Regions from separate parts of the Homo sapiens genome. Here region 1 is linked to region 2. A link is a loop called in an ENCODE intact Hi-C map of the cell type or tissue named here. Cell type or tissue: transverse colon. All regions are shown on one strand. Links, peaks and the distances in the headings refer to the core of each region. The heading gives the core; the rest is flanking DNA.

Region 1 (16,646 bases), core at 3,455-11,454, 82 kb after region 2:
AGGTACAGAGAAGGAATGTCTTTGGTCCTCTTGCCATCTATAGGGGCCAAATATATTCTCTTTGGTGTACAAAATGGAATTCATTCTGGTCTCTCTATTACCACTGAAGATAGAAGAAAAAAGAATGTCAGAAAAACAATAAGAGCGTTTGCCCAAATCTGCCTATTGCAGCTGGGAGAAGGGGGTCAAAGCAAGGATCTTTCACCCACAGAAAGAGAGCACTGACCCCGATGGCGATGGACTACTGAAGCCCTAACTCAGCCAACCTTACTTACAGCATAAGGGAGCGTAGAATCTGTGTAGACGAAGGGGGCATCTGGCCTTACACCTCGTTAGGGAAGAGAAACAGGGTGTTGTCAGCATCTTCTCACTCCCTTCTCCTTGATAACAGCTACCATGACAACCCTGTGGTTTCCAAGGAGCTGAGAATAGAAGGAAACTAGCTTACATGAGAACAGACTGGCCTGAGGAGCAGCAGTTGCTGGTGGCTAATGGTGTAACCTGAGATGGCCCTCTGGTAGACACAGGATAGATAACTCTTTGGATAGCATGTCTTTTTTTCTGTTAATTAGTTGTGTACTCTGGCCTCTGTCATATCTTCACAATGGTGCTCATTTCATGGGGTATTATCCATTCAGTCATCGTAGGTGATTTGAAGGTCTTGATTTGTTTTAGAATGATGCACATTTCATGTATTCCAGTTTGTTTATTACTTATTTGGGGTTGCATCAGAAATGTCTGGAGAATAATTCTTTGATTATGACTGTTTTTTAAACTAGGAAAATTGGACATTAAGCATCACAAATGATATTAAAAATTGGCTAGTTGAATCTATTGGGATTTTCTACAAGTATTCTGCCTTTGCAGAAACAGATTTGGTGAATTTGAATCTCAATTTGAGTAATCTGATCGTTCTTTCTAGCTAATGGAAAATGATTTTACTTAGCAATGTTATCTTGGTGTGTTAAGAGTTAGGTTTAACATAAAGGTTATTTTCTCCTGATATAGATCACATAACAGAATGCACCAGTCATCAGCTATTCAGTTGGTAAGCTTCCAGGAAAAAGGACAGGCAGAAAGAGTTTGAGACCTGAATAGCTCCCAGATTTCAGTCTTTTCCTGTTTTTGTTAACTTTGGGTTAAAAAAAAAAAAAGTCTGATTGGTTTTAATTGAAGGAAAGATTTGTACTACAGTTCTTTTGTTGTAAAGAGTTGTGTTGTTCTTTTCCCCCAAAGTGGTTTCAGCAATATTTAAGGAGATGTAAGAGCTTTACAAAAAGACACTTGATACTTGTTTTCAAACCAGTATACAAGATAAGCTTCCAGGCTGCATAGAAGGAGGAGAGGGAAAATGTTTTGTAAGAAACCAATCAAGATAAAGGACAGTGAAGTAATCCGTACCTTGTGTTTTGTTTTGATTTAATAACATAACAAATAACCAACCCTTCCCTGAAAACCTCACATGCATACATACACATATATACACACACAAAGAGAGTTAATCAACTGAAAGTGTTTCCTTCATTTCTGATATAGAATTGCAATTTTAACACACATAAAGGATAAACTTTTAGAAACTTATCTTACAAAGTGTATTTTATAAAATTAAAGAAAATAAAATTAAGAATGTTCTCAATCAAACATCGTGTCCTTTGAGTGAATTGTTCTATTTGACTTCACAATAGAAACTTAATAATCGTACCTTGTTCAAGGAGATCATTCATTTTTCAGCTCATCCAAGTCATTCTCATAACATTTCTCTGAAATAAATAGTATATGAATAGATTACTTCTACTTTTATAGTTGAAGACACTAAGAAATAGAAGCAAAGTAATTTGCCCAAAGAAATCCAGTAAGTACATGTCTGAGCTTGTGTTAAAACGCAGATATTGAAACCAATTTATTGCCTACTTAAAGGTTTCTTTTCTCTTCGAAGTTGGGTTTCAGAATGTTCAGAGTCAACTATGGTTACTTTTTCAATACCTTAGTGGTGCCCCAGTCCCCGGTGCATTTAGATTTAAGTTATTGTTACCTTCTCTTTAAATTGTTTGGATATTCCAGTAATGATCCCTTAGTAATTCATACGTGACTAATATTTAGTTTTATTTGGATAGTACTGGATGGAAGGTTTAGTACTTAAAGGACAGAGCAGGTATGGAAAGGGCAACGTAAATGTAAACAGGCTGTGGCAGGGCAGTACTAAAATAAATTAGTGACACCTACCACCCTGGATGGCCAGCCTACTAGCCCACCGGGGACATAGCATTAAAGCCCTTTCACAACCCTAGGTTAGAATTTGGCACCCTTGGACAGCACTCTGATGACCAGCTTAAAGAAAGCTGTCTTAAAATCATTTCATTGCCCCATAGTTGCAGCTGGCAAATGACTGGAGAGAAAGGAATCTTTAGCTGGAGGGATGACAAGTCAGTCATCAGTTAAGGAGCTCCATTCAAAAGCAGTTTCAATTTAATTTCCTGATTTCTGCTTAACCACAATTAATATTCTGCAAGCGAGTCTGGTTGAACGACTTTAAGACATAAAGAATAAAAATATGACAGGGACTTATTTTAAGACACTGCAAACAAGGACACAGCACCATATTTTGGAGAATTGATTCAGGGTTCTACAGAGTGATTGTATTTTTGCCTCAGAGGAACCGAAAGCCAGTTCCCAAGAAAGCTATGTTTTCCATCTGCCCTTATTTGGCTCTGCCTCTGGGATGAATCTATAGATGGAGTTTCTAGGCTCTCAGAAGCTGAGAGCATCTCCAGTCTATCAATTGAACCCATTGTTCTTAGCTCTCCCACACACCATAAACCTCCTTTTTTCTAACTGAAAGAGCTCTCTTTGTGCTGAGATCAGCCGAAGATCAAGATGCAGCAGTATAAACAAGAAACATTTTCTTACAGCACCAGTTGTATTGCTTTTCCTATCTTCAGGGTCAGTACTGAGTGCAGTTATGCAGGACGTGGAAGCTGCAGCTTTGTCCAGAGCAACATTTGTTCATTCCTTAATTCGTTCTGTGAACATTCATTGAGAAACTACTAAGTATTGTGTTAAACCCCAGGAAGTTCAAGTTTGGGGGCAGTGTGGGTAGAAAGGTGATCAAGACCAGATCTTACACTCAAGGATCTCTCTCAGATTCAGCCATAGCAGACAGGTCTTCCACGGTAAACTGGAGTGGAGGCAAGGAGTGTGCAAAAGGCAGTCTGATCGGCTGACTCCAGTGGGCATCTGAATTCTCCCCTCAGTATGTGGGAGGGGTGGGTGTTAAGGGCCTTGACTTCACGTGGCTCTGGGTTTTTAGGGCATGGATACAAACAAAACTTCAATTTAGAGTCCTGACAACTTGTGACTTGCTCTTTCTGTGTCACCCTGCTTCTTGCCTTACATGTGACAGCATTTATGCACACACTGGCTCAATGCATGTGCGTGCTTCCACCCACTCAATCATTTGGGGAGTCAGAGGGCACATGAATCAAGATTGATATAAACACAAGCTATTCAGTCTGGCCTTTTGTCTCTATCCAGGCTAAGTCTGAGAAGCCAAGGAAGGGTAATGTAAGATATAACATATCAAAACTGCACTTGTATCCCCTAAATTTATACAACAACAACAAAAAAGATACCAAGTCCTTCTCTGTTTGGATTTCCTTAACTGTGAACACAGGTAGTGTGGCTATTTTGACATTAACAGTTAACTTCATGAATATTAAGTAACAAATAAAAGAAATACTCATTATTATATTTACGAAATCAATACTTGGCCATTCCTACATCAATAAGCAGGTAAGGACTTCAAGTCAATATTTATATATTGGGAAAGATTTTCCTCGTTCACTCACTTGTTTGAAAGACGCAAACATACTCTTCATTATATTTGTTGTCCCACAAAGTTTGGTGTCTATGTGCTCCTGTTCTGAGACTCCTTGAATTGATTGACTTTATTCTAAAGGAAAATATCAGATAAGGTAATGAGTGTTTTACTGATTATGGATCAGTCCAAAGAAATCCAGTCTTAACATTTTACTCAAACTCTCAAAAAATATTTATTTGATAAATTATCTGTGCCAAGTATTATGCAAAGTGTTTGTGGTATAGCAGTTAATAAAAGAGATACAGTCTCAGCCCTCATGGAGCTCAACTAAAGACAGAAAGGGGTAGGCAGGGAGACAGGGAGCATGGTGAAGAATGAGGCTAACATCCTTCCACAGAAACAGTGGAAAAGATAGAATCAGGGAGAAACTTGCACAGTCCCATGAGAAACAAAGAGTCATGTTAAAAAAAAAAAAGATATAGACATGTAAGTCTGTATTTAGATAAATGCAATGGTATTTAAGATTGAAAAACATTAAATAGGCTTGGACTGTTTTGCCCCCCAATGTGGAAAGTCACCCAGCTCTAGGTTCCAAAGGAACTAGCTTCATGGATCTTCTATATATTATGTGAAACCCTATCTTTCAAGCATCAAAGGGGCAAAATACAAAGCTGATTCTGAGGGTTACAATATTAAAACCAAACAAGCCAACTGATATCTGAAAGTGTATAGATGGTTTTAATTCTAGTTGATGATGAATTCACATGTAGACCAACTTTAAAAAACAACAGGGAAATGTGGCTCTTGCAATCAAAGCTTCCTTCCATGTCCCCAACATGTACCAGATAGAAATTTGGTGAAATCTCATTTGACTTAAAATATTAAATCAGCCCACATTATCCAAAAAAAAGTGAAGAGAAACATAAAAATTATCCTATATGCAGATGATATTATCACAAGTGAACAGAAACACACAAATTATCCTATACGCAGATGATATTATCACAAGCTCAGAGTGGTCTTAGCAAACAAATGGCTCAGCTAATTACTGCTAGGAAGAAAGTATACATATCAGCTTTCCTAAAAAAAAAATTTGTCATTTTCAGTAGATGTTCCTACCTTCCTGTTGGTGAATAGTGTGAATAATTCCATAAAGCAGGTACCTCAGGATATATTCTGCAGCTGGCTTATCTGAAAGGACAAAAGTAAATTACATTTCTCAAAGCCAGGTAATATATGGGTGCTTATGGAATTTCTGCACATGTGTTGTTGTTTGTTTGTCTTTAATAGCTTAGCGGGTTACAACTACTTTAAAATATTTCCAGGTTAAAAAATTTTAAGTCATGCTTTATGCCCTATTTGTCTTGGTGTTAAAGAAGATTCAAAATAATTGTCTGGGCAGGGCATGGTGGCTCATGCCTGTAATCCCAGCACTTTGGGAGGCCAAAGAGGGCATATCACTTGAGCTTGAGGTCAGGAGTTCAAGACCAGTCTGGCCAACATTGCAAAACTAAAAATACAAAAATTAGCCAGGCGTGGTGGTTCAAGCCTATAATTCCAGCTACTCAGGAGGCTGAGGAACAAGAATGCTTGAGCCTGGGAGGCAGAGGTTGCAGTGTGCCGAGATTGTGCCACTGCACTCCAGTCTGGGCAACAGAGGGAGACCCTGTCTCAGAAATAATAATAATAATAATTGCCTGAAGATAAACTTGGCCCGGACTGTAAGCAGCCTTGCCTCCAACAATAATAGCTGCACTTTATCAAGCACTGTATCTGCAAAGTACTTTACACATCTCATTTTATCCTCACATCAGTCTTATGAGGCAGAAGCAACTATTATCCTTCAGTTCCATGCTGGAGCATGTGGCCTTGTTGGTCACATCAGTTTACACATGAGCATGTTAATCCTATCCTAGCTCAGCTGACTGGCAAAGCTGCAGAGATTAGCTGAATCCCGGTATTTGTCAGGGAGCAGAACCACTATCATTGTAGCTCAGTATAGTGAACAAAAGTTCTCTGAAAAGGGGCCACAAAGCGAGACACCGCCTCTACAAAAAAAAAAAAAAAAAAAAAAAAAAAAAAGTACTCCAGCATGGTACCTAGTGCCTGTAGTCCCAACTACTCTGGAGGCTGAGGTGGGAGTATAGCTGTAGCCCCAGAGGCTGCGGGTGCAGTGAGCTGTGATTGCACCATTACACTCCGTCCTGGGCAACAGAGCGAGACCCTGTCTTGAATAAAAAATAAAACAAACAAAATTATTAAAAATAAAAAGGAATTTAGAGGAAAGAGACCTTTTTTTTTTTTTTTTTTGAAACAGGGTCTCACTCTGTTGCCCAGGCTATAGTGCAGTGGCACCGTCTCGGTTCACTACAGCCTTGACCTCCTGGGCTCAAGTGATCCTCTCACCTCAGCCTCCAGAGTAGCTGGGACTACAGGCGACTGCACCATGCTCAGTGCTAATTTAAAAAAAATTTTTTGTAGAGACGTGGTTTTGCCATGTTGCCCAGGCTGTCTCGAATTCCTGGCCCACCTCAGCCTCCCAAAGAGCTGGGATTACAGGCATGAGCCACTGCTCCCAGCCCCAAGGAAAGAGACTTTATTCCAGAGAACAGTTTGGACACCAGAGACACACAGCCTTAGGTGTAAAATGAAGGTGTGCTCCAGAGAGCAAAGCTAGGGTTATACTTTTACAGCAAAAGTTTATGCAAATGAAGTATTCAAACTCACCTAGTTCTGACTGGTTGATAGAACTGAGCCCTGATTGGTCAAGGCAACTGAGCCTGATTGGTTGAGGCAGCTAAGCCATGATTGGTCAAGGCAGATGATCTCAGATTGGTTGGTTCAGGTGAGCTCTGGAAGTCCCAAAGTTGAACAGAGGTGTGGGTTTTGGAGGAACTTGAGACCTCTGACCTATAGTTGGCAGATGGCCACTTGGCTCTATTTAAAATTTAGGCCCAGTTAGCCACTCAGGATCCATTTTGGAGCACTGCCTATTTCAGGTTCACATTTGTCATAGTACCTGCCAAAAACTCCATTGAGAGAAGCAGTGGTTAAGGGGGGATAACCTGAAGGAAGTGTACTCCATTCATTCCCCAGTCATCTCCAAATATTTTTTATTGTGCAATACTATGAGTAAAACATGTTGGAGCCCACATCCCCCCGCCATGACCTTGCTGCTCTAAGTGTGGTCTTAGAACAAGGAGCATCAGGATCACCCGGGAGCTAGTTAGAAATGCAGAATCTCAGCCTGATCTACACCCACTGAATCAGAAACTGCACTTTAACAAGATCCCAGGACGATTTGTATACATATTAAAATTTGAGCAGATTTGCTGTGTGTCATTATATAAAATGTACTGAAATATATATTAAACATATGCTTTAAATATTGACATTATATTCATGTACTGCTGTTCTAATATACACATTACAAAGCATGGAAAACAACATTTAAAAGTATAAGATAAATATGAAGTAATATTTTAAAATATGTTTTATTTGATAATATATACTTACACAATTTATATCTTATTTGAAACATGATATTATTAATATTTTAGTGAGAACAATGTGACTGAATATGCCTCATTAATTTTGAAATCATGGTTTAACATTTTAGAATACTGAGTTCAGTTTAAACTGCCCTTGGCTCGAATGGATGTTATAGCTGAAAATAATAACTTACAAAGATTCATAGATGTAAATGGATGCAGTATGACATTGGCAGTGTTCAATAAATTACGTTAAATTTTCAGCCTCACTTTGCAGTTATGCAAAGATTTTTGTTGAAATTTGACTATCAAATTTTCACTCTCCCTGCCATCATTTAGTGGCCCTTGCAAACTACAATTTTTTTTTTTTTTTTGAGATGGAGTCTCACTCTGTCACCCAGGCTGGAGTGTAGGGGTGCGATCTCGGCTCACTGCAACCTCCGCCTCCCAGGTTCAAACAATTCTCCTGCCTCAGTCTCCTGAGTAGCTAGGATTACAGGCATGCATCACCACACCCGGCTAATTTTTTATTTTTAGTAGAGACGGGGTTTCACCATGTTGGCCAGGCTGGTCTCAAACTCCCAATCTCGTGATTTGCCCGCCTCAGCCTCCCAAAGTGCTGGGATTACAAGCGTGAGCCACCGAGCCCGACCCAAACTAAAATATTTTTACAAATGAGTTCAAGCTATTAGAGTAGGTTGTTTTAGGCAAGTTAAACATGCCCTGTTACTTTAAATATATATATATATAATTTTATACTTTTAAGTGTTCTGTTTTTCATGCCTTATATGTGTATATTAGAACAGCAGTACATGAATATAATGTCAATATTTAAAGCATATGTTTAATATATATATTTTAATACATTTTATATAATTACACACAGCAAATCTGCTCAAATTTATATATATATATAGGGAAAAGAAGTGACACACATAGTTTTCAGCAGCAAAGTCACAAGCTGATGAAGGTATCTCCGCATATCTGTTTTCAAATTCTCTCTGTATGGCATATTTCCTTTGAAAGGCACTTACTTTCTCACTGATTGTTAAAAAGGCATATTTCCTTGACAAATCAGCAGAGTGAGAACACCAGAGTCAATCTTTTTAATATTTATTGATATTAGATATTAATAAAACTTTATTCTTATTTTAAGATTAAAAATTAGTACAAATACTAGTTCAAATGAATCATGTTGCAATCACCACAGAGTGCACACACATCTCACATTAGAGGTCATACTGTGTAGAAGTTTCTCCAAAACATTTTGAGGGTGGAAATCTCTTTCTAAGGTGATAAGTTTTTCAGGCCTCTACCATAACAGGTGGAGGGAATTACCCATTGGTTGAGAAAACATTTAAAATATACAACCAATTCAATAACGCTGTTTTAAAATTTTTTCTTACAGAAAATTTCAAACATACACAAAAGTAAAGAGAGTCCCTAAATGCAAAGAGCCTCATGCAACCATTACTCAGCTTCAGTAATGATCAATATTGAGTAACATTTTAAAATGAGTTTGTATTCTATTGATGTCCACACAGATGAAGACATATCATTCATTCATTTTACTGACAATCCTTGGTGTTCAGATGGATGCGGGGCGGGGGACTCCTTGCAGCAACACCTGCATTTTCTACTCTACCCCCAAGAGGACAGAGGACAAAGCTTGGGGATTGCTCTACTTTAGAGTCTAAAACATCTTCCTGATTTATGCCAGACCAATAGGTAGCAACATAATACTTGAATTGCTTCACAGTGGCCATCTTGGAATTATTTTTACTAAATTGCTCTGTTTTGTGATGTCAGTGACCTGTATTAAGGACCATTTTTTAAAAGCCGTCCTATGCAACAGTGGCTATGTTTACTATGGTCATGTTTTTGTGGGTGTCATTCATTATACTATATTTATCCAGAAGGCTACAGGGGACATATTTCTCTACAGTCTAGTATCAAAACTAGTTGTGCTTTATTTGAGTGTTGAAGTAAGAGCAGACTGTTATTATGATTCCTGATGTGTTTTGGATTTCTTTTGGTGGGGGTGGGGGGCAGAACACATTCATTGCTTTAGTAATTTAATCTTGCTGAGTTGTTGAAACCAAGTGAAGTTTCCAAAACCACCTCTTACTTTGTTGGGTTCTTTTTCTTTCTCTTTCCCCTCTCTTTTCTGTGGAAGTGTGAAAGGTGGTCAGAATTGAAAGAAGAAAGAAAACAGTTCTAGGTCTCTTCTTCCCTCACCCTCATTTCAAACTCTAGAATTCAGAAAACCGTAAAACACTGGACTTAGATGTGGTTTTGTCAGTAAGTTAATAGATGGATTCAAGTATGGTGAATTAACATCTTCTCTCAATCAGATCTGTATACTCCAGCCCTAATAAGAACTCTAAGCTCTTTACTCATTTTAATGTATCTGCGTGAGAGACCTTGTCTGGCAAAAACTTGGAGAAATAGGTATAAATTTGACTTGAAATGGCTCCATGTCAAAAGCTTTTACCTTCACAGGTAAGAAAGGCTTTTGATATCGTTCACTATCTTTTTTCCCCACAGTAAAAGCCTAGGGTAGCTCATTTCCAGGGCTGTTTTCAACATGCTGGGACAACTCCAATTGTTTCAAAGAGTATTAGGAAAATGATACAAATAAGACTTTAATGCAGTTCAATTTTAAATGCATATACCATACACCTTTAGGAAAAAAGAATGAGATAAACTAAAATAAAAGAAGTGATAGTTTTCAATTCTAAAGTATTTGGGGATTATTGCTTTAAAACAGGGTTACCAACAAGCATAGATCCATTGTAAGCTCTGCCTCATTCTCTCCCCTTCTGTCTTCCTGGGCTTACAGTGGAGTATGATGATGTCTCCAGGACTAGGTTTCCTGTTACCGTGGACACTCATGACCCCTCCTCCACAGTGTTCCAGCACCCCATTCTCCTAGTCTGAGTACCCACCTTGTTTACCATTTATAGTAGGGTTGTCCCCACTTCAGATCACTTTACACTTATTGCTCCAATCCCCTCCTAGGAGTGTGGCTCCTAGGCTCCTATCATTTGGTCCCACCACTTTCCCAGGTATACTGTTCCTGCCAAGTGGTGACAGGCCTCCTAAAGACCACGGCCTGATGTTCTCTAGGTTTGTTTGTCATTGGGCCTAGCATCTGCACTCTGTCCACCTTACTGAGTGTGAATAAATTATTGTTTCACCAGAAGATCCTGAGATCCTGGAACTGACAACCTGGGAATCTAACAATGGCAAACAATATGACTTTGATTATGTACCAGCATTGTTGTTTGTACTTTGCAGATATTAACTCATAAAAGCCTCATAACAGTCCAGAGATGAGCACTATTATTATCATCATTCTAATTTTAAAGATGAAGCAACTGAGGCACAGATAGGTTAACTGCGTTACCCAAAGTTACAGGCTGGTAAGTGGTAGAACTATGTTTTAAACTTAGGTAGTCACATTCCAGAGTCTCTTTACTTAACCACTGCTCTATGGTTCTCCCAGCACAGGGATACATCCTATCACAGGGGAGGAAGTCTTTAAAATGAAAGAAAACATTTTATATAACAAACTTTCCTGTTTGTTGTCCTGGGAGAGGGGCATGTCAAGGACAAAATGAGATTAATGAGAACAGAACACTGAGGGCCAGAACAGGCTAATCAGAACTTGGAACACCTAGTCTCTACCATGAGGGGAGTCAATGCCACTGTGCAACTTATGTAACCACTAAATACAGAACAAATTTTATCAAGAAATTAACAGTTAAAAAGTACATAATACATAAACACCAGTGGATAACTTACGAAGATACCAGCATGTTTAAGGACAATATTAAATGGATCGAAGTGGGTGCCTGAGGTGAGAGAGGAAAATAGGGGTAGGGATGATAGAAGAAGAAAGAGAGAGAGAGAGAGAAAGAGAGAGAGAGACAGAGAGAGAGAGAGAAAAAAAGGGAGAGAGACAGAGAGAGAGAGAGAGAGAGAGGCGGGGGTGAAGATAGAGAGAGAGGGACCTTGCCTGAAATGATAATGAAAATATACTAAGAACTCAGAAATACGATCAACTCAATTCTCAGCCACCTGAGGTTCAAATTAAACAAACAAATGATTGACCTGGAATGGCATCCTTTGCTCTTGAGGGCACTGATAATTTTTCTAGTTGGATACATAGAGTTTCTGATACATATTAAGGGTAAGCAGGACTACAGTTTAGGAAGTGGCTACATAGGAATGAACCTTGATGTAGCCTTTGCTTTACTGGGAAATGACTAGGTTATTCTTTGCCTCTGCTTTTCTTTGCAGTTACATGTGAAAATAAACTCATATCACCAGCTATCAGTGTATGATAGGTTACTTTTTTACAACTTTATGGTTATATAATTCATATACAATTGACCCATTTAAAGTGTGCAATCCAATGAGTTTTATTAATAGTATGCTCACAGAGTTGTGCAACTATGACCACAACCAATCTTAGAACATTTTCATCACCCCCAAATGAAGATCCATACCCACTAGCAATGTTTCCCTATTCTTTCACCCTCACACCCCCAACACTAGGCAATCACTAATCCACCTTCTGTCTCTGTGGATTTGTCTGTTCTGGGCAGTTCATATAAATAGCATCATATACTATGTGGTCTTTTGTGACTGGCTTACTTCCTTTAACATAATATTTTTGAGGTTCATTCATGTTGTAGCATGTATCAGTACTTTGTTCCATTTTATTGTCAAATAATATATATTTCAATTGCTGAATAATATATATTCGATTGCATGGGTATGACACATTTTGTTTATCTATTCTTCAGTTAATGAGCATTTGGGGTTTATCTGTTTCTTTGCTGTTATAATAGTGCTGCAACAAACATTCCTGTACAAGTTTTTGTGTGAACATATGTTTTCAATTCTAATGGATTTATGCCTAGGAGTAGAATTGCTGAGACATATGATAATTTTATGTTTAACTTTTTGAGGAACTGTCAGACTGTTTTCCATAGTGGCTGCAACATTCTACATTTCCAATAACAATGTATGAAGGTTGTAATTTCTCCACATCCTTGTCAACACTTGTTATTATCTGGCTTTTTAATTATAGCCATCCTACTGGGTATGAAGTGAAATCTCATTATGGTTTTGTTTTGCATTTCCCTGATGACTAATGATGTTAAACATCTTTTCATGTACTTATGGTCCATTTGTATATCTTTAGAGAAATGTCTATGAGATATTTTGCCAATTTTAAAATTATTTGTCTATTATTGTGTTATGAGTACTTTACATATTTTTATTTACTTATTTATTTTTGAGACTGAGTCTCGCTCTGTCGCCCAGGCTGGAGTGCAGTGGCATGATCTCAGCTCACTGCAGCCTCCGACTCCCTGGTTCAGGTAATTCTCCTGCCTCAGCTTCCTGAGTAGATGGGATTACATGCACATGCCATCAGGCCAGCTAATTTTTGTATTTTTAGTAGAGACGGAGTTTTACCATGTTGGCCAGGATGGCCTCCATCTCCTCATCTCGTGATCCACCCGCCTCAGACTCCCAAAGTGCTGGGATTACAGGCGTGAGCCACCGCGTTTGGCCTACTTTACATATTTTAGCTACCAGTTCCTTGTCAGATACATGATTTTCAAATATTTTCTCCCATTCTTTGTGTTGTCTTAACTTTCTTGATGGTGGCTTTGAAGCAAAAAAGTATTTAACTTAGATGAAGTCAAATTTATCTATTTTTTCTTTTGTCGCTCTTGTTTTTGCTATCATATCTAAGAAATCATTGCCTAATCTAAGGTCACACAGATTTTTACCTATGTTTTCTTCTAAGAGTTTTATAGTTTTAACACTTACCTTTACATCTATAATTCATTTTGAGTTAATTTTTGTTTATACTGTGAGGCAGGAGTCCAATTTCATTGTTTTCCATGTGGATATTCAGGCATCCCAGCACATTTGTTGAAAAGATTATTCTTTCCCCCATTAAATTATCCTGGCAGTCTTTTTGAAAATAGATTCATCATAAATGTAAGGGTTTATTTCTTGGTTCTCAATTCTATCCCATTGACCTATGTGTCTATTATTATGTCATTATTACACTGTCTTGATTACTGTAGTTTTGTAGTAAGTTTTGAAATCAACAAATGTGAGTCCTCCAACTTTATTCTTTTCCGAGTTTGTATTAGCTATTCTGAGCTCTTTGCACTTCCATATCAATTTCAACATCAATTTCAGCATCAGCTTGTCAGTTTTTGCAAACAAAACAAGACAAAACAAAACAGCTTGGATTTTGCCAGGGATTATATTGATTCTATAGATCAATTTGGGGAATATTGCCACCTTAACAATATTGAGCCTTTCAATTCATGAAAACAGAACACCTTTCCGTTTATTTAGGTCTTGTTTAACTTATTTCAATGAAGTTTTGTCATTTTCTGTGTACAACTCTTGCACTTTTTTGTCAATTTTTTTCTAAGTATTTTTGATGCTATTATAAATGAAATTATATTTTTAATTTTCTTTTTGGATTGCTTATTGCTAGTGTATAGAAATATGACTGATTTTTGTGTGTTGATCTTGTGTCCCGCTGAACTCATTTATTAGCTCTAATAGATTTTTGGGGCTTCTTTACAATTTTTTAATATATAAAATCACATCATCTGTGAATAGAGATTATCTTACATCTTCCTTTCCACTTTGGAGGCCTCTTGTATATTGCTTCTGCCTAATTGACCTGGTTAGAACTTCCATTACAATGTTAAATAAAAGTGGAAAGAGTGAACATCTTGTCTTTTTCTTGATCATAGAAGGAAAGCTTGCAGTCTTTCCCCATTAAGTAGAATGTTAACTGCAGATTTTTCATAAGTGCCCTTTATGAGGTTAAGGAAATTCCCTGTATTCCTAGTCTGTTGAGTGTTTTCTTTTATCAAGAAAGGGTGTTCAATTTTGTCATCTATTAAGATGATGATACATTTTTTACCCTTATTCTAATAATATGGTGTATTCTATTGACTGGCTTTCATATGTGAACCAGGTTTGCATTTCTGGGATAAGTCCTAGTTGGTCATGGTGTATGATCCTTTTTATATGTTGCCTGACTCAGTTTTCTACTACTTTATTGAGGATGTTTGCATCTATATTTGTGAAGGTTGTTGGTCTGTATTTTTCTTTTCTCGTTTTCTCTTTTACCTGGCTTTGGTATCAGGAGAGTAATGGTCTCATAGAATGAGTTGGGAAATGTTCCCTCTATTTTTGGAAGAATTTGTGAAGAACTGGTGTAAAAGCCTGGTGGAATTCACCAGTTAAGCTGTCTGGTCCTGGACTTTGTGGGAGGTTTTTCTCATTATTAATTTAATCTCTAAAATTTTCTGTTTCTTCTTCAGTCAGGCTTGGCAGTGTGTGCCTTTCTAGAAATGTGTTTATTTCATTTAAATTATTTAATTTGTTTACTAGGTTTTTTTAAAAATAATTTTCTTTATAATTAAAAAAATTCTTTAAGGTGATACTTTATTTCTGATTTTTGTAAGTCAACTCTTGTCTCTTTTCTTGGTAGGTCTAGCTAAATTTTGTTGATCTTTTCAAAGAACCAACTTTTGATTTTGTTGATTTTCTCTATTGCTTTTCTATTCTCTATTTCATTTGTTTACCTCTAATCTTTTTGTTTGATTGCTTTTGAGAAACAGGGTCTCACTCTGTCACCCAGGCTAGAGTACAATGGTGCAATCAGAGCTCACTGAAACCTTGAACTTCTGGACTCAAGTGATTTTTTCACCTTAGCCTCCCAAGTAGCTGGGATTACAAGTGTGACTCACTGCACCCAGCTCTAATCTTTGTTATTTACTTCTTTCTGCTTGCTTTGGATTTAGTTTACTCTTCTTTTCCTAGTTTTAAGATGAAAAGTTGGTTATTGATTTGAGATCTTTCTTCCTTTTAAATATAGGTACTTACAGATACAGTATAAATTTCCTCTAAGCACTGCTTTTCCTGTATCCGGTAAGTTTAGTCAGGTTGTAATTTCATTTTTATTCATCTCAAGGTATTTTCTAATTTTTCATGTGATTTATCCTTTTATCTATTGGTTATTTAGGTGGGTGTTAATTTCCACATATTTGTGAATTTCCCAAATTTCCTTCAGTTGTTGATTTCTAATTTCGTTGTACCATGATCAGAGAATATTCTTTAGATAATGTAAATCTTTTAAAGTTTATTGAGACTTTTGTTATGGCTTAACATATAATCTATCCTGGAGAATGTTCATTCTGCACTGGAGAAGAATATGTATACTGCTGTTTGGGGGTAGAGTTTTCTGTAGATGCCTGTTAGGTCTGGTTGGTATATAGTGTTATTCAAGTCCTTTCTTAGTTGTTTAGTTGCCTAGTTTTTCTACTCATTATTTCAAGTAAGATATTGAAGTCTTTAACTATTATTATTGTTGAATTGTCCATTTCTCCCTTCCATTCTATCAGCTTTTTGCATTATGTATTTTGAGGCTCTATTGTTAGGTGCATATATGGGATAGATTTTTGAAGGTTGTTCAACTTGTTTACCCAAGGTGATAAAAGAATGTACTCAGACCGCAGAAGAGATTTAACCAGATCTCTTCATGTTAGTCTCAAGGCTAAGATGGAAAAACATTGACTATTTGATAATATAGTTATGTGGGCCTTAGCAAATAAGTTCCTGAGGAAGGAAAAGTTAAAAGATGGGGCAGGGAGGGGGCGGTCCTCGTGGCCCAAAGCCTGCCTTATCTTCCACATGCCAGGACATAGGCTGTCACTAGATTCCATGCTGGTGGGAAGAGCAGCTCATGGTTGCATTTTACTCTTTGATGTTCCAAACACTCCTAAAACGAGATATTTTAAGAGAGAAATGAACAAATGAGAGTTTGCTTTGAAGTGCTCAGAAACCAAAGAATCATTCTAGACTCTTCCTTCATGAGTCATACCTAGTTCTGTCAGTCCTACCTTTTTCCTCTTATTATAACTGAAACCTGAATGATTGAAACAGCCTCATCTCTGCTCCTCCTACCCCTCTTCTAGCCCCAAGTCTGATCTATCTCCTCACTGCCGTCAGACTACTCTTTAAAAAGGCAATTCTGATCTCCAATCACTTTTCTGTTTAAAACTTTTTACTGAAAGCAAGCACAGTCAGTGATTTCTGTGGGGCTTTCCTCCTCTTCACCTCTCTCTACTGCTGTCACCCCAGCCCCCACTCCTCCCATAATAAGAAGCAGACCCTCCCTGCCTTTCCCACTGTCAAGGGACTCTTCTCTGAAAGAATAACATTCCCTGGGCTTCTTCACTGAATTATTCATCTTTGCTGCCTTGGTATGGCAAAACTTC
Region 2 (16,646 bases), core at 4,718-12,717:
ATCTTCCTCCTGGAATTACAAGGAAGAAACGGCAGAATTTGAGGTCAAAGCTCAAAGGCAGAGGGATAGAGAACAGACCACCCATCAATATCTCATAGGGAATGTTATGCAGACAAGGTGCCTTGGGTACACAGGCCCATTGCATGCTTTTTATGGTCACAACACTACTCATGAGATAGATGTATGCTAAGCAGCTCTACGTGCTATATATAGTGTATGTCATGATTCCATGGCAGATAGGCTCTAAGCTACCCATGTAAAATGCAAAACATCATTTAGAGTTATCTAAAATCCAGTGAAGTGCCGGCCACTGTGAGAGGACATCTCAATGTCAAGTTATCTCTGACTGGTAATAAACAAAACAACAAAACTATTAGATAGTGAAGTTGAGATATTCAGTCTTAGTAAACTTGACTTTAATGACTTTCAAAAGCTTCAGAATTCATTCCCCTTTTGAATCGTATCTTTTAAAATTTATCTCAACTTAAAACTGAAAATTCCAAAAGTTTTAAATAACCCAATGAGTTATCCAAATTAGGATAAACACATGCCCAGTGAGGGGTAAATTTTATATAAGCACTAAGTAATGCGGCAGACTGCCAAAAGTCCATTTTCCAATAGTTAGCTGACAACCTTTAGTAGCTAAACGCAGCTAGGAGCCAGGAAGTAGGGACAGAAAGATAAAGTTGAGAGAGAAAGAGAGCAAGAGAGAGCGAGAGAGAGAGAGAGAGAGAGAGAGAGAGAACCAAAACCTCTGAGTGTCAATAGAGAGAGCTTTACTTATATGAGGCCCTCAGGCCCCCATTCACAGCCTATTTAGTCTTATTTTATATGCAACCCTAACAAGCCTAATTTTATTTACTTCTAAAGGACAGGGTTGAGAAATGCTTCCTTCAAAGATGGTGGTAATTTCTTAAAGTATTCATGGTTTTAGAGTCAAAGTTTCAGGTATCTAAGAAATCACCTGAAGTGCAATGGCCTCTTGGAGGACGATGCAAACTGTCATCTCGGTTTGTCCAGAACGGAAGGTGTTCCTAAGACTTGGGTCTTTCAGGGCTGAAACTGGGGAAGTGCAAGGCAAATCAGGAAGAGCTGGTCATCCTGTGGCTACCTGAGGTATTTATTATAAGTTATAAGAAAAAAATATGTGTATATTGTATAGGTATGACATAGATATATACAAAATGTGGATAAAGTAGATTTTAAACACTCTGTCTCTCTCAGTTAGAGGGACACCACAGGGTCTTTATCGTGGGACCTCTGCAGCTATGGCAACACACTGAAAAGTGGCTTTGCCAGGCACGGTGGCTCACACCTGTAATCCCAACACTTTGAGAGGCCGAAGCTGGCGGATCACGAAGTCAGGAGTTCGAGACCAGCCTGACCAATATGGTGAAACCTCTTCTCTACTAAAAATACAAAAATTAGTCAGGCGTGGTGGCGGGCACCTGTAATCCCAGCTACTCAGTAGGCTGAGGCAGGAGAATCGCTTGAACCCACGAGGCGGAGGTTGCAGTGAGCAGAGATTGCGCTATTGCACTCTAGCCTGGGTGACAGAGCGAGACTCCATCTCAAAAAAAAAAAAAGAAAAAGAAAAAAAAAAAGAAAAGTGGCTTTGTGTATGAGATGTTGGTGTTGTAGGTCCTAGTAACCCTTGATAATGACATGACTAGAAACTGACCTGTCATCATAAAGACAGGCCTTGGTTCACCTCACATGTACTCTGTAATTCATTTTTACACTATTCTGACAAAGGAGGTTGTGCTGGACCCATTTTCGAGGTGAAGAACCAGAGGCAAACAAAATATTTTGCAATAATTTTAAAATGAGGGGAGTAAGTAAAATGGTTTTCTCCTTTGATTTCCAGTTCAGGGTCCCTCAGATGACCCTGTTGCCCAGTACTCACCCTGATCCCCTGAGCCCTACCCTGGCTAGAGGATGTAAGCAAAGGATGTTGGCAAAAAAGCTCTGAGGGGGAAAGTTGGATCCAACTGCTATTTCTGTTTCTATAGATCTAATTATTTTCCCTTTTCTCCAATCATAATAAATCTAAAGGGAGTTATTTGGACACATTTCCCAGGCTGGAAAAAGCCATTTCACACAGGAGAGAAAATATGGCCAACAGAGTAAGCTGGTCTTGGCTTTTTGTGACTTTAACATACTGCACCTGTTGTAGCTGGAGGAGCAAAGATGAATGGCTTGAAATCCAGGGGTGGGGCATCCTGCATTTGGGTATTCTCTATTTAGGCCAAATTCTGAGGGGTGTTTGTGTGTGGGGTGTGTGTGTGTGTGTGTGTGTGCTGGAAAGGAACATTGGAGCCTTAAATACCACTTTGTGGCTTACATGCCTATTAAAATAGAACTTTTTTTCCCCTGGCTATCTATAGGGGAGAAGGACTGAGAAGCTAGAGAGGGAAGATATCTCAAAACCACGCTAAGGAGGGAATGCACAGTGTAGGAGGTAAAGTGTGGAGATGGGAAAGAGTGATTTGTATTGAAGTGAGAGGGGCTAGAAAAAAAGGGATTAGAGAATGGGGAATGAAGAGGGTGCTGGAGGATGAAGAGAGGTGGGCAGGGTTCTGGGACCAAGCCCTTGAGAGGACTGGGCAGTATTTTGAAATTTCTTCCAGTTATCAAGTTATTCTATTGATCATGGCAAAGCTTTTGCTCTGTCCAGTTTGAAAGACAGTCCTCTCCAATCAGCCTGTAAAAGTTGGTGAGCTGGGTTACATGACTGCTGTGTCCAGAGCCTGGTGCTAAGGCCTGCTGAGGAGATGAAAAAGAGCTTCCCTTTCCTGGGGAAGCTTATGGACTAGCCGGGAAGACAGTGTAGGATTGCATGGGTAAAAAGTAAACCACTTTAGGCAGTGACATGAAAGGGGGCCACCATGCTATGGAGTTGTTGGTTGAGGAGAGAGTTGAGAAGAAAAGATGTGAATGGCTGGCTGGTTCCTAGAACACTCCTAACTGACTCTTGGCTAAGGGTTCCCTGGAGATCACATGGATTTTCTCCCTGCCCTCTCAGACTGAAGAATTCTTTTTCCCTAGCTGGAGCAGTAGGGCCCGGACAGAGGTTCTAGAAATGGATGAACTCTCCAACAATTTTTTCAGCCTGCTTGGTGCCTCCAAAATACCTGCTACAGGTCCTGGGATAACAGTGACTTTAGAAGACTCAAAAAAGGACATGACGAATGGCACGGGTTTGATTTTCAGTTTTATTCACGTTAATAATAATAATAATTCACGTTAAAAAAAGCCTCAGCCCACTTTTAGGCAGGCCCCAGAGTCCTAAGCAAGGCCCAGGCTGCTGTTGTAACTTTGTAATAATTGAGCACTGGTCATGACAGACTCCATTATGAGCTCAGGATCAGCCTATATATATGAGCAGGAGGGGACAGGCTGCAGGCAGTTGCGGGTTGCAGGAGTTCAGGAAAGGAGGTGGGACTAGAGTCAACCTGGAATAGCTCTACAGTAACAATGGCAGCCTTTTTGTTGCTGGGACATCCATACAGGCAACTTAGCTGGTGAAAGGACTCTGGATTGGTTGGCAGTCTGCTTTTTTTTTTCCAAGGTAGGCATTGAGAAGGCACCAAGATCAAAACTCCTATAAAGATAAGATCTTGGTACCTGCAGGCAGATTTGTTCGACACAGCTAAAGAGGGGGTGGGGACAGTTAGCTTAGAAAATGGAGTGTCCTGGCCGGGCGCGGGGGCTCACGCCTGTAATCTCAGCACTTTGCGAGGCCGAGGCGGGCGGATCACGAGGTCAGGATATCGAGACCATCCTGGCTAACACGGTGAAACCCTGTCTCTACTAAAAATACAGAAAATTAGCCGGGCGTGGTGGCGGGCGCCTGTAGTCCCAGCTACTCAGGAGGCTGACGCAGGAGAATGGCGTGAACCCGGGAGGCGGAGCTTGCAGTGAGCCCAGATCACGCCACTGCACTACAGCCTGGGCGACAGAGCGAGACTCCGTCTCAAAAAAAAAAAAAAAAAGAAAAAAGAAAATGGAGTGTCCTTTTTTCTTGCCCTTCTGCTAGGTGTATACACATATTTTTCTAACCCTTGGTATGGGTTAGGAAATGCTTTTAGGTTTCTTGAAGAATGAGTCCTACTCGAGGACATGTAGTTGTGGATTAGTCCACTAGAGGGCGTACTGCCCAGGGACCAACTAAAGGACTAAAGGGTAGGGACTGATAAATTCAAACCACTAGATGAGACAGGAGCCCTGCCCTCAGCAGAAAGGAACCTTAGCAAGGGACATGAAACCAAGGAGGTAGTTTGTGAGATATTTTTAGTGCGGACATACGGTAGGGGTGCCCCTGGAGCAGCTGAGGTGGGAGGTGGTGTGTTGAGGAGAGAACATTCCTTGTGCTAGTGTGGCCCAGACAAGCTAGAGTCAGGATTTTAAGAGTGGGTTCACAGCATTGTTTCCCATCCCCCAGAGGTCATTATGCTCTTGCCTCTCTGGCTTTAGAGCCTCCAGATTAGACAGAAAACATGGAGTCAGAGCTGAAGACAGACCAGAACTCTGTGTCTCTAATGGTTAAGCAACCAGTATGTAGCTCAGTTAAGCCTTTCAGCTTTGCTCATAATTGGACACTTGCTTCTGTGAGGCTGGCCCAGGCACCTCTGTTGTCATGACAACTTACCTAGCACCTATTGTCTGGGCAATTGGGGGTAAACTGCCTCTGTTGTCATGACGACAAGATTTCTTTTATATTTCCCCAGGTGATCACTTTACTGTAGAAGAAATGAGGTTAACAGAAAAGAGTGAGGGAGAACAACAACTCAAGCCCAACAACTCTAATGCACCCAATGAAGATCAAGAAGAAGAAATCCAACAGTCAGAACAGGCAAGTGGTGGTTTCTCAATTCCAACTTAGTTATGGGGGTCCTCTTATAATGCTCCCCTAGAAAGACACCAATGCCTGATTGTTGAATTCTTAACCACCAATTAGTGTATGACAACCTGGGCTACCTTCCTCCCGGTTGTGGGGGAGCAATTACTACTCAAAGCAATCTCTTTTTATTTATTTATTTATTTACTTATTTTTTGAGATGGAGTCTCACTCTGTTGCCCAGGCTGGAGTGCAGTGGTGTGATCTCAGCTCACTGCCAGCTTCAAGTGATTCTCCTGCCTCAGCCTCCTGAGTAGCTGGGATTACAGGTGCCCACCACCACACCGGCTAATTTTTGTATTTTTAGTAGAGACAGGGTTTCACCATGTTGGTCAGGCTGGTCTCGAACTCCTAACCTTGTGATCCACCCGCCTTGGCCTCCCAAAGTGCTGGGATTACAGGCGTGAGCCCCCGTGCCTGGCAAAGCAATCTCTTATTAGCTAACTTGGTAAGGTTCTACTACTAGCTAACATATCTTCAGTGCTTATTCTATGTCAAGCAGTGTGCCCATGCCCTTAATCAATCTACTATACTGACTTACAGAATCAAAGAGATTAAAGTAATCAAAGAGATTAAAATCAAAGAGATTAAAGTAATCAAAGAGATTAAAGTAATCAAAGAGATTAAAGTACTTAGCTTAACAGTGACCAGCTTAGTACTAGAATCCAGGTTTCTTTCTTTCTTTCTTTCTTTTTTTTTTTTGAGAAGGAGTTTTGCTCTTGTTGACCAGGCTGGAGTGCAATGGCTCAATCTCGGCTCACCGCAAACTCCGCCTCCTGGGTTCAAGCGATTCTCCTGCCTCAGCCTCACAAGTAGCTGGGATTACAGGCATGCGCTACCACGCCCGGCTAATTTTGTATTTTTAGTAGAGACAGGGCTTCTCCATGTTGATCAGGCAGGTCTCGAACTCCCGACCACAGGTGATCCGCCCACCTCGGCCTCCCAAAGTGCTGGGATTACAGGCGTGAGCCACTGCGCCCTTATGAATCCAGGGTTTCTGATTGCCTATCTAGTCCTTGCAGCCCTGGGGTGGGTCTTGGTTTGTGGGGAGGCGGAGTAGGGAGGAAGGAGTCCAAAGGAGAAAGGCAGTGGGCCGCTCCCTAGTTGTACTCACCAAGCGTTGGCGCCTCTGCCTTCTTCGAAGTCGTATGAATTCTTTATGCTGACGAGAAACAAAATTTATGGCAGCATACTCCAGCAAGGCAGCGAACACAAAGAGCAGACACACAGCCATCCAGATGTCGATTGCCTTCACGTAGGACACCTACAACATCCAGCGACAGAACGATCAACCTTCTTGAAGTCCTTCCGTGGCCTACTGAGTGGATTTTCAACCCCTATCGATTGCCTGCTCTTTTTGAGCTTTATCCTGAATTTCTTCTGGTGTTTAAAGAAGCCTTCCATGACATATCCCATTGTCTGAAAGCCCAGATGGAAAAGATCGGACTGCCCATCATACTCCACCTCTTCGCACTCTCCACCCTCTACTTCTACAAGTTTTTCCTTCCTACAATTCTTTCCCTTTCTTTCTTTATTCTTCTTGTACTTCTGCTTCTGCTTTTTATTATTGTCTTCATTCTGATCTTCTTCTGATTCTTTTGTTTCAATAAACAGCAATGAGCATGAACACTGCATTTGTCTTCCCTCTGTTATCTCCTAGGGTCCTCACAGCCTCAGTGGTAATTGGTCAGGCAGCGTTCACAATTCCGATGTGAGACACATGAGGACACTTAAGGCCCAGAGCAGATGGTCTTAGCCAAGATTACCCAGTGAGAAGGTGGCACTAGGACCTGAGGGTTCTGGGCTTTCAATTCAGTGGCATTGCCATTTACTTAGGCTGTGGTCTCACTGACAAACTAGGAGTTCCTTCCTTTCCCTCCTCCACCCCTGTTCTTCCCTTGGTCCTGTGGTTTTCCTTGTTGCTCTTTTGGAAAGGCTCTGCTGATGAATTTAGCTCAGTAGTAAGCTGGGGCCTCATCTCTCACCCTGGAGAGAACAGGGCAGGGATACTGAGGGAACACCACCCACCCCTTTAAGGATGCTTCGCTAGTTGCAAGATGTGGTTGGCATCCACCTATCCAGTCCTTTGTACTCTCCTCTCACTGCTTTCCTTGGCAGCCTCTAAGTACTTTTGTCTCCCACTTTCTGGCCTCTTCCAGGCATTGCAGCTGGATGGGGCCAGGAGTGGGGGACAGAGCTCAGGTTTAGACCTTTTCATCTTCTCAACCAAATTACCTGCTACTTAGTTTTGAGCTGCTGAGCTTACCACATAGCGCACCCCAGCAAGAACAGAATTTCGGACAGGCCACTTCTTTCATCAGCCACTGCTATGATGGGAAGTGAGGGTGCTGCAGACCCCAGGTAAGGAGCAAGTTTCACTGGATAAATAAATCCTCTGCTTCAATGATTCTTAACTGGGGACAACTCCGTCCCCCACCAGGTACATTGGGTAATATTTGGAGACATTTTTGGTGGCACAATTTTGAGGGAGGAGGTGGCTACAGACATCTAATGGGTACAGGCCAGGGATGCTGCTAAACATCCTACAGTTCACAGCTCCCTGCCTGGCCTTCAACACACAGACACGCACACACACAAGCACACATACAGACACATACAGACACACACAGACACACATACAGACATGCACACACACACATGCACACACACAACAAAGAATTATCTGGCCCCGAATGGCAAGAGTGCTAAGGGTGAAAAACCCTGCTCTAACTCTTTTAGGGCAATGTCACTGAGATGGTGGCAGTGGGTTACTAGACAACCCTGATGAAGCATCCTTTGGTGTCTCTACTTTGCCACTTACTAAGAGGGCATCCTATTTCATTCACCATCCCTCAGTCCCACAGTGCTCCCAAGGATATCAAATACCTGCTATTAAGATCAATAATGAGGTAATTACTCATTATTATAAAGAGATGGCCATGAAGGTCCTTAGACCATCAAAGAAAAAGACACTTTAAGCACTAGGAAGAAAGTCCTGTTAATGATAAGTGTGTCAATAATACATCTTAGAAATCTCGGCCGGGCGCTGTGGCTCATGCCTGTAATCCCAGCACTTTGGGAGTCCAAGAGGCAGATCACTTGAGCCCAGGGGTTCAAGATCAGCCTGGCCAACATAGCCAAACCCTGTCTCTACTAAAAACACAAAAAATTAGCTGGGTGTGGTGGCGCATGCTTGTAATCCCAGCTACTAGGGAGGCTGAGGTGGGAGAATTGCTTGAACCCGGGAGGCAGAGGTTGCAATGAGCTGAGATCGTGTCACTGCACTCCAGCCTGGGTGACAGAGCAAGACTCTGTCTAAAAAACAAAACCAAACAAACAAACAAAAAAACAAAAACAAAAACTCAGGAATCTGTCCACTCGCTATCCTAGCACATCTGAAGGGTTGCAAGTTTTCTGAATGGTCTCCTTGCATCTACTCTTGCCACCTCCAATCTGTTCTCCAAACAGTAGCCAGAGTTGTTTTCAAAATGTAAATCTGATTATATCACTCCCCTTTATGATCCTTCAGTGGTTCTCCATTACCCTTACGATACAGTCTTTGCTCCCCTTATCATGATATCTAGCCTTTGCCTACCTGTTCAGTTTCATCACACCCCTTGTAATCTGCTGTGGTGAACTATTTCAGTAGTTTCCCAAAGAGCCAATCTCCTCTAACCTTTCTCTCATTTACCTGGATAACTTTTACTCATCCTTCAGCTCTCATTTTAGATACCACATCCCCTGGGAAGCCTTCCCTAATCATCCCAGTCTGTGTCGGTTGTCCTGCTGTATGTGCTCAGGTTACCTACAACTTCTTAGCATCCATCACATACCTGGCCATTCCCTCCACTAGACTGTGAGCTCTTCGATGGCATGGACTGTTTCTATCTCGATCACTGTTCTGCTTCCAATGCCTAGCTGAGTTTCTGGACTATAGTAAATATTTTTTTGAATGAATGAACAGATAGATGGTTTAGCAACATGTGATGTGTATATCTGCTGGCTTCTGCTTGCTCTCTACCCTCCTTACCACTACCTGCCCCAATAGCTGTAGGCCATTTAGATGATAGGATCTAGATAGAAGTGGCTCCTTCCCTGCTGCAACTTTAGGTCTAATCTCCTAGCCTCTGGAATAAATTTCCATTTAGTCCTTCCATTCTGCTTTGAGCTCCCTGCAGTTGAGGGGATCAAAGTCCTGGCAAAGAGATGGTAATCAGTGCCTTTGGTGGCACCATAAAGGCAAAGTAACAGTTGTTTCTTGGGAACATGAGGAATGGCCACTCCAATCTAGTTCCCTTACAAAGTAAGCCCCTACCACTCTCATTCTGGACACTAGAGTTGTATTAGGGGTGTGAGACTGGTGTGACTTTTGGAAGCCCCTGGCCTGACCTCATGGGCACCCACCAAACTTAATGTTGCACAAACTCAAGAGTGAGCAGACAGTCCCTGGCTTACTGAGTCCCTTGCTCTGAGGGGCTGGTTAATGAGGCTATTTAGTTCAGGGTGCAGGCCTGGATATTTTGCTTACTGGCCAATGAGGCCATGAAGAACTCATTAAAATCTGACAAGAAGGTACCAAATGCTGCAAACAACCCTCAAACAAAGACTTTTTTTTTTTTCCAAATAAGGAAACTAAGTGATTCCTGGGAGCAGATGGATTATGTTCACTCACAGGAGGGAACCAGAAAAGGAAGTTCTCTTGGCAAGAATAAGGCATAAATTGCAGTACCTCCCTGCTTTAGAGATGAATCACCTTGCATGGCAGAGGCAATAAACTAGGGCAGGGTTCTTAGGTCTGAACTACTTTTCTGCTTCTGGTCTCCTTACAACATCATTATCAAAACACGACCATCACAGCCTGGTCTGGCCGTGTAGCCCTTGCCTAAGTCCAGCCTGCCTCTCAGAGCCTTGCCAATATCCCTGTCCATCTAGGAAACACATTTACAGAAAATGATCTCTAACAACGTTTCCCGGGACATGTGATTCTGATCTGAGTTTTGTCACCATTTATCCCTATAGGGTTTTGGATCACCTCAAAGGGTTTCTGACAACTCAAAAATAATTAGGGACAACACCAGCTGCTTTAGCCCCAGATTCATCACTCAGTTTTTTCAACGTTGACACCTGATAATTATAACAATAGTTAACATTTATTGAGCGGTTATTATGTGCCAAACACTGTCCTGTGTGTTAATACATTATATTTTGCAATAACCCTATGGAACTGGTAATATTCTTTTTTTTTTTCTCTCTCGAGACAGAGTCTTGCTCTGTTGCCCAGGCTGGAGTGCAGTGGTGCGATCTCAGCTCACTGCAACCTCTGCCTCCCAGGTTCAAGTGGTTCTTCTGTCTCAGCCTCCCGAGAGCTGGGATTATAGGCACACGCCACCATACCCAGCTAATTTTTTTGTATTCTTAGTAGAGATGGGGTTTCACCATGTTGGCCAGGCTGGTCTCGAACTCTTGGCCTCGTGATCCGCCTGCCTTAGCCTCCCAAAGTGCTGGGATCACAGGCCTGAGCCACTGCTCCCAGCAGGAACTGGTAATATTCTTATTCCCATGTTATAGGCAAGATGATTGAGAGGTTAAGGAATTTACCTAAGGTAAATTATTAGTAGATGATGAGCCTGGGAGACAAACCCAAATCTGTCTGACCCCAATCTCCTACTCCTAATCACTAGCTCCCCAACCCCCGCCATGTAGCAAATTCATAAATTCACCATGGATGTCTGAAATTACCTGCCGTGTAAGCCCGCAGTAAAAAGTCTTCTTAGGAACAAGCACTGAGAGATGGGAGATCACAGGGCCTGGTTCCCAACAAATCAGTGCAAGAGGGAATATGTTCATTGTAAGATCCACAAGGAACTGTGTTGCTTTTGCTTCCTGTTATTTTTCCATGACAAAGTTCAGTGGCTGGTACATAGTACATGCTCAATAAATATTTATTGAATGAATAAATGGCCTTGTTCCCTGATTCGTTCAGAGCCTTGCTGACTGTAAGGACTTTGAGGTGACCTCTAAATTCCCTACATGAAGACATGAGGCAGGGAGAATCTGTGCCCAGTCCCATCAGCACAAATCTTCCTGCGTAATCAAAACATCACTGGGCCCAGACAACTGGAGTTCACTGACTTTAATTGCTATTTTCTACCTCAATTTTCTCATCCCAAAAGAAAGGATAATATCTCTAGAGCGCTTTGTGATAGTTTCTAATTTCTGATACAGTAAGATGACAGAAATTGGTTCAAAACTCTGATATTGTTTTGGTTGTTTCTTATAAGGCATGATCTTAAGAAGGTTATTTTACCACTCTGGGCTGTATTCTCCTCATTTGTATTATGAGGCAGTAGGACTTTCTACTTGCTGAGGATCTTTTGACCTTGGACATGCTAGTATTTCCTGAAGAGAGTCAAAGTAAGGCACTGTCTCTCCTCATTCCCTAGCCAGATAGTATCCCTAACCCCAGCCTCCACATTGTCAACAATGTTATTAGCAGTATATTACAGGGAGAGAGAATGCAGGACACCAGCTTTTGCCCAGTGGGTCTTCTCAACCTTAAATCCAAGGTAAATGGTGAGCAGGAGGGCACATTGGGATGAATGGGAAATGGGGTACTCTATGGCAAGCAAGTTCCCTTGCATGTCTCTTCACCTTAGGCAAAGAGGCCCGGGAGCCAGAGCTCTGGGTGGTCATGGTGAGCACGGTGGTGATGCCCAGGCCCACACGGGCAGGGGCAGCATCCATGTTGATCCAGAAGGAGACCCAGGACAGGATGACGATGAGTAGGCTGGGGATGTACATCTGAATCAGATAGTAGCCCATCTGCCGTTCCAGGTGAAACTTTACCTCGATGCAGGTGAATTTCCCTGCAAGGAGAGAGGTGAGGTGTCAGGCCCCAGGTACCCAGCCTGTAGCTGAGCCTGAGGGGATTAGGACAGGATTAGGGCAGCCCTCTACTGACCAGCCTCTGGGCACCTCAGCTGGGCCCATGAATGAGCCTTTCATAATGGCCCCAGGTAATGCCAGATGTACGTACTAAGGAAGCTCTCAGAGCGACCATCAAAGACTTGGCCTTTGGCTCCCAGCACTTTCATTTCCAGCGGAAGGCCTTTCACGTGACTGCACAGCAAGAGGATAAGGAGCAGGAGGGCTCCAGAGTCAGACTGCCTGGGTTTGAATCCTGAACCTTCCACTGTGTGACTTTGGGCAAAACACCCAAGCGTTTTGAGCTTCAGTTTCCTTGCCTGTAAAACAGAGTAGTGATACCAACTGCATCACTGGGCTATTGGAAAAATTAAACAAGATAATGTATTTGAGGTGTTTGACACATAGGTAGCTGTTACTATTGTTATCATTATTAACAAAACAATTAGCTTAGACTCCACTTAGATCTCAGGGGCCATGCTTGTGCTTGCTAGTGCCCCAGAAGCTCTCTAGCAACAACAATTCACTGGGATAAACACTGCTTGTGTCTTAAGCAAGTGAGAAGAGCCGGATAGCAAACATCTGAAAACAGTGCCCAACAGAGACCAGCTCCAGACAGCGGGGAGCAGGTTCCCATAGAGCATCAGGCTGCAACATTCTATTCTACCAACAAAAAGTGCATTGGCCCAGGCACACCGACCAATGCTCCACCTCCTTTGCCAGACTTCACTTTACTCTGCTTTCCAGGGCCCTAGGGCTAAGAAAATACTAACGCAGAGCTTCTCTTGGAAGCAGAGGCTCAGGATAATCCAAGCAAGAAGGAGAAGATGCATATATTGTTATTTTATTCTGGCCTAGGTCTAGTCTTATCAGGCCTACTTGTTTCTTCAAAGTCAGTGATGTTGTCAATGACTGATTATGGCTTTGACACATTGTATGATGCTGTGACCTCTTACTGTTCCCTGAATCCACCTCACTTCATCCCACCCTGGGATTCTTGCCGTGACATGCCTTTATTAGGTACCTATACTTTCTTTCCTTTCTTTCCTTCTTCTTCTTCTTTTTTTTGCAATAGCAGTTTTGTTTTTAATTCCAAAATTAAAACTTGTTTAGTATAGAAAAAATAAGAAGTAGAGAAGGAATAATAATATTCATAAGCTTACATTTATCAAACCCTTACTAAGGGACCTGACTTTACCTCATTTAATCCTATAGCAACTCTTTGGGGCAAGTAAAATTATTATCTCTCATATTACAGATAGGAATACGGAGGCATGAAGAGATTAAATTATATTTCTCAAGGGCGCTCAACTAGTAAATGATGGAGCCAGAATCCAAACTCAGCTCTATCTGCCTCCAAAGTTCTTGCTCTTATCTGTTGTATCACATTACTTTAGAGACATTTAGTGCTATTTCCACCTAAGGTTTTTAAATGCATGCTTTTGGTTTGTTTCTTTTACCATAATATAATCATTCTGTATTTATACCTCCGAATCTTACCTTTTTTCACTCCTACTTTCCCACATTGATATAAGCACCTTGTAACCATTCCTTTTAATGTCTGCATACTAGTCCACCAAGCAGACGCACATGTAATTTTCTTAACCTCTGCCCTATTGGTGGATATTTAAAACAGTTCCAAGTTTTTGCTAATATAAACAGCCACCCAGGAGCCCCCTTGGGGTCTAAGGCCAATGCAGTATTTTGGAATATTTCCATATAATACATTTCAAGGAGTAGGATTCCTGGATAAATAAGTAGAAACACAATTTTAGCTTCTAGACTAAAGTTTCTCAAAGCATGTTTGCTGGACCACCTGCACCACAATCCTCAGGATGCTTGTTAAAATGCAGATTTCTAGGCATCACTCCAAGTACAGGTAACCATAATCAGAATCTCTGAGAGGTAGAGCCCAGGAGGCAACATTTTAATAGACTCCCCAGGGGAATATAGTGCACACCAAAGTTTGAAAACCACTGATCTATATACAAATTGCCAACTTTTTTACTCCAAAAAGTTTATATCAATTTTCATTCCCCCTTGCATTTTCTAAATTCAATGGCCTTTTCCTCTTCCCACTCCCCACACCCCCACATACATGCACACACATATTCATGGGGCAGCACCCAAAACATATCAGCCCACCATGGAAGGGACCCGGGATCTCCCCTCTTCAGGCTGCTGCCTCTATTTCAGGGTCAGAGCTCCGCGCAGACAAATTGTCAGGGAAAATGTGGAGCCAGCAACTCTTACAGAAGCTGCAGGGGGGCAGATGCTCAGCCTGGGAAAGCAGCCCTTCTCCACTTCTTAGCTGACATTTCACACCTGGGAAGTTCCTGAGAGCTGGCAGTGGTAGCGACAGTGGGAGGTGTGGACTGTAAGCTGGCCACTGCCCTCAGGCTTGTTCCCTCTGGGTTCAGCATAGTCACTCCCTATTACCAGATGTGGATTCCCCGCTTCCACACAAAGTTGACCCCAGGAAAAGTGGGAAACTGTCCACCCACTGTCATTTGCTCTGCAGCATGCGACAGGAACAAGAACACAGACTTTGGAGTTAGAAGGCTTGGATTTAAATTCTAAATCTGCCATTTACTAGCTGTGCGACTTGGACACTTGATTTAACTAACTTCTTAGAACCTCAGTTTTCCCTTTCTGAAAAATGGTATTTATAGTTGCTGTCACAAATAAATAAGTTATATGAAGCACCTGGCCCCATATCTGACATAGATTGAACCTTCGATAGAGGCCAGCTGCCTTGTCCCCTTGCCTCACATCTGAAGGTTCTCCTGTGGCTCACAGCCAATAAAGATCCTGGTTTTTACCTGTGTTGTAGTGCTTGGTACAACAGCCTAGATCCTTCTCATCCCGCAAGATAAACTGGGGCAGAGTCAGCCCCTCAGCCACTTGGACAGCAGGAGCATCTTCCAGCCACTCAAACACGAGGTCTTTCATGGTGTAGCCAACTGAAAGTGACAGAGATGGCAGAGGGCTGCAGAGTATGGATGCTGGGTGGGGGTAGGGGTAGGATCAGAACAGGCAGGAGAGAACAGGTGAGGAGTAAGGTCTGGGGTTTAGGAGCTTCATGCTCATTATGGAAAGGAAAACTTTTCTGGAGAGGACACTTGGTCAGTTGTCTCATGGGCCCATCCTGAGTGGGCAGGTAAATCAGGAAGATTACAGACTCCTCTCCTACCCTGTTCTCAAGCTTGAGAAAAGCCCAAAGAGAAATTATTCTGACAGACCTAGAAAGCAGGTCAAGAGGGTTGGAAAGATGTCAAGGAACACAGCTGGGAGCCTCCTGCCATATCTCAAGCCGAGGGGAGTAAGCATGTGTACCGAACACATGTCTTAAGCTGAGCTAGCCTCAGAGCCAGGACTTCTGCCACATCACCTCAGGGAGGAGACAGCTATTTATATCCTGCCAGTCATGCATGGGACAATGTGCATACCATAGATCCTAGCCAGGGCCTTGAGTTGGGGCAAATTTAAAGCTAATGTCTGAACATGTCAAGTTATTCACACATACATAGCAGTTCATGAGGGCTCATGCCACGTATATGACCATATTTGCACATGTCAGGTAGAGATGGGAGCAGAAACACCAAGGCTCACAGACATCCAGTGTTGGGCCTTGACCCAGAGTAGCTCTGTGACTTTGGGTAAGTCGCTTCCCCTTCTGTAAAATGGGAATTATAGTAGCTGCTCTCCCCACTATTCAGCGTTGCCATGAAGGGATATTGAGAGCCTGGATGTGAAAGTGGTTTAAGAACTCTAAAGAGCTGACCACATAGGACACATTCTATTCATCACAGTTATTTTATGCTGGAAACAGCCTTATAAGCCTTCTTCTGTGAACATCTAGTGGATGGCTCCAGATCTAACAGTCTCTCCTGACCCAGGAGATGAGGAGGGAGTGGAAATAAGTGATGACCCAACCTTGTCATCCTTGGTTCCTCTGCACTTTGGGCAGCCCCTCCAGGCTGGCACCCCTGCCACAGAGGAGCCCTTGGCTGACCTCTTCATTCTAGGCACTGTCTTGTGCCTAGAACTGTCATCTCCTACCTCTCTACAAAGGTTATCTATGTTTGTGGGGAATCAGGGCTCCACGAGTGCCCCCACCCTGCCCACTCTGGCATTTTTATAGGCATCTTCAATGTCTTAATTCAAGAGAGGTAAAGGTGGAACTACTTCAGGCACTGTGAGAGGGGACATACGTTTGGGCAGAGAAGATGTCGCTCAAATCGCCCCCCAAAACAGCACAAACACATTTGTGCGTAAGGCTGATGCCTTCCCGTTCCCCAGCCCCATGGAACAGCCAGATCAGCAAATAACGTGGGGATGAAAAACACACTGGGCTAGGGGTTAGGGACCCCTGGTTTCTAGTCTCATCTGTGCCAAGAATTGGCTGGGTGTGCTTGAGTAAGTTCCTCCCAACTCTGAGTGGCCCTTTTCCTGTCTGTGATGTCATGAGGTCGGGTTAACTGGCTGTTATTCCAGGCTCTCTGTGACTCTATATAGACACTTACAGCTCTCAAGCTGCATCGTGCAGGTCTGGATGTCCATGGGGAAGTTCTTGAGGTCCATCAGGCAGGACAAAATGAGGGTCAGCCTAGTGGGGACAGTAAGAAAGAAGTGACATCGGCTTACTGGGGCCCATCACAGTGCAAGGGAACCCTCCTCCCACCCCTCAGTCTTCATCCAAATTCTTCCCCTTAACGCAAACTCTCCTGGCTATCCACCCGGTGCACCTGATGCTGTACAGCACATTCCCATTCTTGAAGATGCGCAGTAACTTGTTGTCCGTGGTCACCTCATGGAAGTT

What was found. Peaks named below come from ENCODE experiments on the same cell type or tissue, not always from the same donor. Only the 100,000 strongest peaks of a DNase experiment are listed, where the experiment ranks them.
Region 1: a loop joins it to region 2, with 5 times the contacts of the local background. A loop is called at or near these places in 3 of 110 quality-filtered maps.

Annotation. Positions count from the first base shown.
Region 1 is chrX:103,790,979-103,807,624 of GRCh38, forward strand. PLP1 (proteolipid protein 1) reads left to right here. Exons shown (of 7, transcript NM_000533.5): 7 at 1-1,641. It also overlaps a transcript of RAB9B not described here. Among named protein-coding and RNA genes, the nearest start is that of PLP1, 22 kb to the left of the region's middle. RefSeq lists an enhancer at 15,799-16,646. In transverse colon, for the core only: no CTCF peak of the experiment used is centred there; no DNase peak of the experiment used is centred there.
Region 2 is chrX:103,707,506-103,724,151 of GRCh38, forward strand. It overlaps TMEM31 (transmembrane protein 31), which reads left to right and starts at 3,404. Exons shown (of 3, transcript NM_182541.2): 1 at 3,404-3,571; 2 at 4,731-4,855; 3 at 6,089-6,527. The coding sequence starts at 4,754. The coding sequence ends at 6,493. It also overlaps the pseudogene GLRA4. In transverse colon, for the core only: no CTCF peak of the experiment used is centred there; a DNase peak (open chromatin) is centred at 9,706; H3K27ac peaks cover 2,225 bases.